Regions from separate parts of the Homo sapiens genome. Here region 1 is linked to region 2. A link is a loop called in an ENCODE intact Hi-C map of the cell type or tissue named here. Cell type or tissue: Calu3. All regions are shown on one strand. Links, peaks and the distances in the headings refer to the core of each region. The heading gives the core; the rest is flanking DNA. Region 1 overlaps LOC105377944 (a long non-coding RNA gene). Region 2 overlaps TRAF3IP2 (TRAF3 interacting protein 2).

Region 1 (4,394 bases), core at 272-4,271, 53 kb before region 2:
ACTGTTTTTCAGGGCAAGCCCCTGGTTTTGTAGATGAAGCTGTTCAGAAAATATACTGAAAACTCCCACTAGCTTTATTCCTGTCCCCTACCTCATCCTTGTCAGAATGTCTCCACGTGGAATGGTGTCCAGTGCCCTCTCCCTGGGCTGGCCACACTTTAGGATGCCCCACCTTGATTCTCATGCCCTCTTTTGATAAATGCAACTATCTCAAGTACCTCGTCTTACCCTTCCAAGATTCAGATAAACTCCCCCAGGGGTGGGATGGGACCAGGGTGGGATGGCGATGCCCTGTAGAGGGCAACCTAGCCATTAACAGGGACTTTCTCCAGCCGCTGAATGGAGTCTTGCTCTGTCACCCAGCCTGAAGTGCAGTGGTGCGATCTCAGCTTACTGCAACCTCCGCCTCCTGGATTCAAGCGATTCTCCTGCCTCAGCCTCCCAAGTAGCTGGGACTACAGACATCTGCCACCATGCCCAGCTAACTTTTTGTATTTTTAGTAGTGACGGGGTTTCACCATGTTAGCCAGGATGGCCTCCATCCCCTGACCTCATGATCTGCCTGCCCCAGCCTCCCAAAGTGCTGGGATTACAGGCGTGAGCCACCGTGCCTGGCCTCGTTTGGTTTTCTTAAAACCGAAAACCCTCAGGCAGAATTCTCCACTGCCTCCCCCACACAGGGGAAATCCTGCAGTGTGCCTTTTGCCCAGGCCACATCACATTTCCAGCTCTTCCCCTGGCTGGCTGCTTCCTCCTGAGCTTGCTGCTGACTCAAGCAACTGAGAGGGCAGGGGCTGAAAATTTAGTTAAATGCAGATTCCTAGACTCTTCTGATTTGGGGTGAAACCTAAAAATCCAGATTTAAATTTTTTTTAAAAATTTTTTAGAGACAGGGTCTCGCTCTGTCACCTCAGTTGGAGTGCAGTGGTGCAATCACAGCTCACTGCAGCCTCAATCACCTGGGCTCAAGTGATCCTCCCACCTCAGCCTCCCGAGTAGCCAAGACTACAGGTGCACACAACCATGCCCGGCTAATTTTAATTTTTGAATTTTTTGTAGAGACAGGGTCTCACTATGTAGCCCAGGTTCATCAAGCAATCTTCCCACCTTGGCCTCCCAAAGTGCTGGGATTACAGACATGAGCCACCAGTTCAGCTACATTAAATACATAATATTTTTCTTCTTAATGGCACAGTAATATATGTGTACAACCTAGTCAGTGTAAAAACAATAAACACTACAGATAAAGCAGTGACCCCCCACACACACTTCTCAACATCATACCTTACCAAAGGTAATCACTTATCAACTTGGTTTGTATCTTGGTTTGTATCTTTTTTTAAATACATTTACATAGACATGCCTTTCCTTTACATAAATGAAATCTTACTGCACATATTGTTCTGCATCTTGACTTTTCATCAAACAGTATGACTCAGAGAATTTTTCTCGCTTCTTTTTAACAAATAATATTTATTAGTATGCCATAAGGTGGAAATGGCATCATTTAACCATTCTTCTGTTGATGGATATTTAGGTTATTTCCAGATTTTCAGTGTTACAAACAACGTTACATCCTTGCCCTTTTTATGGACATCTGTAAGGCTTTCCCTTGGAGAAATATCTAGAAGTGGAATTGCTTCCATATTAATTTTAATATATTATTAAATTTAGTATCTCCTGCTGACTTGTTCCATTAAACTCCTTAGTGTAAGTGAGTAATCATCTTCCTATAATCTTCATTTTTAATAAGTTCCAGATGATTTTGATACCAGTGTCCAAGGACCATATTTTGAATATGTCAAGTAGTGGTTTATCATTTGACTATTGCTACAATAATGCTAGGCTTACAGAAATTATTCCAAAACTTAACGGCTTAAAATGACAAGTTGGATTTTTTTTTTTTTTTCTCATGGGTCTGCAGGTAGACCAGGACCCTGCTGTACTTGACTGGACTCCAGGCTCAGAGTTCCAATTTGCCCACGGCAGAACTTGGCTGCAGGCTTCAGGTCAAGTTCAGGTCTGTTTCACAGTGTTTATTCTGGGCCCAGGCTGAAGGGGGCAGTGGCTTCCTGGGAAATTCGTGTCTTATGGCTATCACAGAAGCCCTCAGAGCTAAGTTAAGCCTTTCAAACTTTCAAGACCTCAGAGTGCATCGCGATGTCTCAAATTCCATTGGCCATTCTAATAATGTGGCCAAGCACACATCAATAGGTCAGGACATATTCCCTGTACTTGAAGGGTGGGCTCTGCAATGTTATGACAAAGGGGAGTGAAGAGTCACGACCAAGTCTTTCAATCTCATCTACCGTAGTGGTGAAGGGCACAGGCTTTGGTGCCAGAAAGAAGAGTTGGTTTGAACCCCTGCTTCTGTGACACTGGGGAAATTACCAAATACAGAGTTACTCTTCCTCATTGTTGTGTTGAGATGATCCTCACCAAAAATGAATTTTAGGAGTCAACTTTCATATTTGGTTTAGAGGAAACCAATAGAAGTCAAATGTCTTTTCTTTTTTTTTTTTTTTTTTGGCACAGCTTCCCACTCTGTCACCCAAGCTGGAGTGCGGCGGTGTGATCTCGGCTCACTGCAGCCTCCACCTCCCAAGTACAAGTGATTCTCCTGCCTCAGCCTCCTGAGTAGCTGGGATTACAGGCACGCACCACCATGCCCGGCTAATTTTTTTTTTTTTTTGAAACGGATTCTTGCTCTGTCGCCCAGGCTGGAGTGCAGTGGCGCGATCTCGGCTCACTGCAAGCTCCGCCTCCCACGTTCACGCCATTCTCCTGCCTCAGCCTCCCGAGTAGCTGGGACTACAGGCGCCCGCCACCACGCCTGGCTATTTTTTTCTATTTTCAGTAGAGACGGGGTTTCACTGTGTTAGCTAGGATGGTCTTGATCTCCTGACCTCGTGATCCGCCCGCCTCGGCCTCCCAAAGTGCTGGGATTACAGGCGTGAGCCACCGTGCCCGGCCATGCCCGGCTAATTTTTGTATTTTTAGTAGAGATGGGGTTTCACCATGTTGGCCAGGCTGGTCTCAAACTCCTGACCTCAAGTAATCCACTCGCCCACAGCTTCCCAAAGTGCTGGGATTACAGGCGTGGGTCACTGCGCCACGCCAGAAATCAAATGTCTATTTATAATATGGAGTTTATTAAGTAGATTTCAAAACTGCTTTGCAGCAGCACAGCTCTTCAGTTTTCCTGTGAAACACACATTACCCTAAGTTAGAAAACCAAGTCATGACTCCCTCACATGCTCTTGTTAATATGCCATTCACACCTTCCTTTGTGTTCATTCATAATTGGAATTTAAAGAGATTCACTTATTTCTCACTGTTTTATTCCAAAAGAAAAAAAATACAGCAATTACCATAGTTCCTTAAAAGATTTAAATTTTTAAAAGTACAACCTAAAATTAGATTCATGGTGTCTTCCAGTAATTTTTATCTATTTTCATTTTATTTTTGAACTTTTTATTGAACTATAAAGCATTAATATACATAGAAACATGTTTTTTAATTAAACAGAATCAAAGATTTTTTATAATTACTTTATGAGATTTAGCTTGAGAATTTTTATCTTGAGAATTATTGACAATACTATTTAAATTTTTGATTTTTTCAGTAATTATCCTTAACATCACCCCCACCCCCACCAAATTTAGAAAATCTCATTTGTCTAGAATTTTTTAAAGAAAAAGAAAAACAACCTCAGGAATTCCAAAGTGCTGCTTACCATCAAAATGTTTTCAAAAAAGATGACTAGGCCGGGTACGGTGGCTCACGTCTGTAATCCCAGCACTTTGGGAGGCCGAGGCAGGCAGATCACCTGACATCAGGAGTTTGAGACCAGCCTGACCAATATGATGAAACCCCGCCTCTACTAAAAATACAAAAATTAGCCAGGTGTGGTGGCGTGCACCTGTAATCCCAGCTACTTGGGAGGCTGAGACAGGAGAATCACTTGAACCTGGGAGGTGGAGGTTGCGGTGAGCCGAAATCACACCATTGCACTCCAGCCTGGGCAACAAGAGCAAAACTCCATCTCAAAAAAAAAAAAAAAAAAAAAAAAAAAGACAGCTCTTCACGTGCTGAAAACAGCCTGGTCTGACTTCTCTGTAGACGTGGGAAGTTGCTATGCTTTTAGAGTTTTAGACTAAATGTGGCACTGAAGAATATAAAAATCAACACAAATGTATTAGTTTGCTAGGACTGCCATAACAAAGTACCACAGACTGGGTGGCTTAAACAACAGAAATTTCTCACAGTTCTGGAGGCTACAAGTCCAAGATCAAGGTGTCAGCAGGTCTGGTTTCTTCTAAGGCCTGTCCTCCTGGCTTAAATATGGCCACCTTCTCCCTGTGTCCTCCCTCAGGTGGCCTTTCCTCTGATCA
Region 2 (4,394 bases), core at 35-4,034:
CAGCTTTCAGCGGCTTCTCCTGACACTGGCCATGACTCAGACAAATCAGACCAAAGTTTACCTAATGCCTCAGCAGACTCCTTGGGCGGTAGCCAGGAGATGGTGCAACGGCCCCAGCCTCACAGGAACCGAGCAGGCCTGGATCTGCCAACCATAGACACGGGATATGATTCCCAGCCCCAGGATGTCCTGGGCATCAGGCAGCTGGAAAGGCCCCTGCCCCTCACCTCCGTGTGTTACCCCCAGGACCTCCCCAGACCTCTCAGGTCCAGGGAGTTCCCTCAGTTTGAACCTCAGAGGTATCCAGCATGTGCACAGATGCTGCCTCCCAATCTTTCCCCACATGCTCCATGGAACTATCATTACCATTGTCCTGGAAGTCCCGATCACCAGGTGCCATGTAAGTGATCTTTACCTCCTCTGGGCATTCTGGGCTGGGTGACTGAAGAAACAAGGGCCTCACATCAATGCTTCGTGTCACTAGGCTGGCATGAACAGGTCAGAATGCAGGGAGGGCATTCTGCTTCTCTTAGGGGCTTTCCATGTGTGGCTGGATTTGCAAAGGGCCTGCAGAGAATGCTTTTTCTTAGCCTAAAGCCTGTCCCACTTGGAGTCTCCTTCTCTAGGGACCTTTAAGGACAAAATGGGTTCCTCTGTCTGGGTTAGTTTAACAAACCTGCCTAGAAGCAGAGAGATGACCAAAATGATTTCTAGAAAATGTATTTTTTGTTCTAATCTTTGGGCATATGGGTTCTTCCTTCTCGTCATCTTTCTTCCCCATCTTAGACTTGGCAGAGAAAGGGCTTTTAGTCAAAAACAAAGCAAAACAAAACAAAAAACCAGAAGGTGCCCAGAATGTCATTGAGACTCTGGGATTCGGGCCATTACATGAAAATGAAGTTGTTTCTGTGATTTTGCTGCTTAAATCCTTTTGGACACTTGAGCCATCCACAGCTACCCTACATTCCAGCCACTCTAAGACTGGCAGTCCCCCTACTTGTCGCGATGGTTCACATCTCCATGCGTTTGCCAGGCTCTTCTCTCTCTTGGGGATGTTCTTCCCCTTCTGGTGTGTTTGACCCAGTTTCAATACACCTTTTAAAAAAACTGCTTTATCGAGATCTAATATACATACTGCAAGGTTTACCCTTAACCCATTTTAAATAAAAAATTCAATAAGTTTTAGTATATTTACAGAGTTATGCAACCACCATCATACACATTTTTTGAGACTTAGCTCAAGTGTCCCTCTGGAAACCTCCCCAGATCACGTTCTCCTTCAGGGCCTCTGTCTCCCTCCTGCTCTGGCCCTGTTGGGACACCTAACACCAGCATGGCATCTAATTATGTACGTGTCTCCTCTCCTTCTAGACTGCAAGTTTTTATGCATCTGCAAATGCAAACGTGTACTTTCAATTCATAATTCCCCAGGATTTAAGCACAGTGTCTGGCACATACTAGACTCTCAATAAACTACTTCCGAAATAATAATATGTATCAGTGCAGGAAGCATCTCTGAAAGTGATAAGTCTTAGGTTGAGATAAAAGGTTCTATCACCATTTTTTTTTTCCTACTACCATTCTTGATGTTAAATCTCCGCTGAGGCCACTGGAAAATAACAAAAGGGCTTTACAGATGAAACACAGGGCTGTGAGGCCTGATATTTTTCTTAGCAAATAAACACTGGACAGAAAGTAGTTCAGAGTGTAAGAAGTGCCTGACCAAAGGCCTGATGCGCAGCTTTAAAATAAATTATAGAAATAATTACAAATGCTGTAATCAACCATAATTTACATATTAGTACATGTATACTAAGTATAAAGCTTCCTAAAGTGAAGAGAGCAACACAGTAATTCATAACTCAAAAAAGAAAAAAACAAAGAGGAGATAGAGAAATGTAACTTAGAAGATGCTTGGAAGAAATAGGTAAGAATGAGTGTGAGATCAGGAATGAGGGCAGGGGCTGGGGAAGCAGGAGGGTGTAAGGAGAATGGGGCCTTGGGCTGGAGCGGGAGAAAGAGCCTCTGATGCCTAAAACTGGGACGTGGTGTATAAATGCTGGGAAGTCAACAGAGTGGGAGTGCATGGATGCCACCCCTGCTCTAAGCGCCCAGTCATAGGGTGGGTGTGGTGGTGGATTCCCTTAAGTATGAATCACTGAGAACTGAATGTTGGCAAGGTCAAGGCTGTATTTCTCAGTGATTGCCAGGTTTAAAAGGAGTAATTTGTGAGAATAATACCATAAACTACTTTTTAACATTCTGTTATCTGTATTTAAAGGTAAGTTTTCACCAGGCACGGTGGCTCACCCCACTTTGTAATCCCAGCACTTTGGGAGGCCAAGGTGGGTGGATCACTTGAGATCAGAAGTTTGAGACTAGCCTGGCCAACATGGTGAAACACTGTCTCTGCTAAAAATACAAAAAGAATTAGCCAGTTGTTGTGGCGGGCGCCTGTAATCCCAGCTACTCGGGAGACTGAGGCACAAGAATTGCCTGAACCTGGGAGGCAGAGGTTACAGTGAGCCGAGACTGCACCTGGGCGATGACACAGTGAGACTCCATCTCAAAAAAAAAAAAAAAAAAGATAATTTTTCTGATCATTATAATATTTGGTCACTCCCAAAATTAAAATATGCCCAGAAGTTCAAAAAAGAAAAGAAAAAGTTTTCATATTTCTGCCACCCAAATAGAATTCCTTATTAGGGTTTTGACATATCAATTTTCAGTGTTTTTTTCTTTGCATATATTTTTAATCTAAAATTAAAATAGTTTTCAGTGACATTGAGTACTTATTCCAGAATCATTTAAAACTGCTTCATTGTATTTCATCAGACGCATCTACCAAATTGTTATGAACCTATTCTTTATTGTTGGACATTTAAAATAGTTTCCAGTTTTCTGATCCAATAAGCAATGCTATGGCAAGCATTGCATACATATGTTTTTAACTGCACTTCCGATTAACTCCTTAGATTAATGCGAAGAACTGTGAATACTTAAGGCTTTGTGATACAGTCCCAAGCAGCTGACTCTGACTACTAACAAGGGAAAGCCTCATTGTGATAGACAAAAAAAGCACTGACTCAATGTTATAATGAAGGTCCCAGGACCTTCTGGAAAATACTTCCCACGGAAAATACTTTTCCTGTTGTTGGAGCTGAAACAGCGCCATTGGCAATCCAGTCTTTGGAGGTGAGCGTTGTCCCATTGGGGCAGGCTCCTTTAAAAGGCAAACACTCCTGACTGGGAACACTTTTTGTCCCTATTGCCCCAGGACCTGCTTTCTTTCATCATTTCACCATCCCCTTGCTCTCTGTATTATTTCCTTCTGTTAGGGGGTTGGGGAGAGACATCTAGGATCCTTGGGGCGAAAAGAGGTGTTGAAAGGCAGAGGGGAGAGAATGGGGATAGGAGAGGGGAATAATTCACAGAAGATACACAAATAGCCAATATGAAAATTAAACCAAGCTCAATATCATTAGATTTAAGAAGTGCAAAATTCTTAAAGATACCTTTTCCTTGATTAGTTGTGCAAAAATAAAAACTTTGGACAACATCCAGTGTTAGTGGAGTTAGAGAGAAATGAATATTCCCAATCACTCTTGATAGGAGTGTAAATTGGTGCAATCTCCCAGAAGGCAATTTCACTATCACAGTTTTATATGTGCTTCCTCTTTGGCCCAGCAGTTTCACTTATAGGAATCTGTCCTATAGAAACATTAAACAAGCATATACAAATACAAGAACAAGAATGTTTATTAAAGCATTGTTGCATTAGAGTAAAAACAAAAACAATTACAATGCCTATCAATAAGGGGCCAGATAAGTCATTTGTGATTTATGTATACTATGGACTACTAGGCCCATGTTGCACTGAATACACATTCTGACATCAAAAAGATTAAGTTGAAAGGCAAGAGCTGCAGTGATGATCCCATCCATGTTTATTTTTTAAAAACTATATAGGTTTATATATACATATTAAGTCTAGAAGGATCTAGTGGTGATCTTGGTGGGGAGGGGAGCAGGGAATTAAGAGGAGACAGGTATATTTTCCTTCTAATTTCATATACTTTTGTTGATTTTTAAAAATAGCAAACGGCCGGGTGCAGTGGCTCACACCTGTAATCCCAACACCTTGGGAGGCAGAGGAGGGCAGATCACTTGAGGTCAGGAGTTCAAGACCAGCCTGGCCAATATGGTGAAATGTTGTCTACTAAAAATACAAAAATTAGCCAGCCATGGTGGTGGGCACCTGTAATCCCAGCTACTCGGGGAGGCTGAGGCATGAGAATCACTTGAACCCGGAAGGTGGAGGTTGCAGTGAGCTGAGATCGCGCCACTGCACTCCAGCCTGGTCAACAGAATGAGACTCAGTCTTAAAAACAAAA

What was found. A loop is a pair of places that touch in the nucleus more often than their neighbours do. Peaks named below come from ENCODE experiments on the same cell type or tissue, not always from the same donor. Only the 100,000 strongest peaks of a DNase experiment are listed, where the experiment ranks them.
Region 1: it touches region 2 in a loop (3-fold over the local background); 5 of 110 quality-filtered maps call a loop at or near these places.

What each region holds. Positions count from the first base shown.
Region 1 is chr6:111,640,416-111,644,809 of GRCh38, reverse strand. It overlaps LOC105377944 (a long non-coding RNA gene), which reads left to right. Exons shown (of 3, transcript XR_942874.3): 3 at 1,925-2,474. Among named protein-coding and RNA genes, the nearest start is that of TRAF3IP2, 37 kb to the right of the region's middle. RefSeq lists a silencer at 1,930-2,224. In Calu3, for the core only: a CTCF peak has its summit at 2,067 (motif pointing right); a DNase peak (open chromatin) is centred at 2,059.
Region 2 is chr6:111,587,264-111,591,657 of GRCh38, reverse strand. It overlaps TRAF3IP2 (TRAF3 interacting protein 2), which reads left to right. Exons shown (of 9, transcript NM_147686.4): 2 at 1-400. It also overlaps TRAF3IP2-AS1. Among named protein-coding and RNA genes, the nearest start is that of TRAF3IP2, 16 kb to the left of the region's middle. RefSeq lists an enhancer at 1-461. In Calu3, for the core only: no CTCF peak of the experiment used is centred there; DNase peaks (open chromatin) are centred at 87 and 2,117.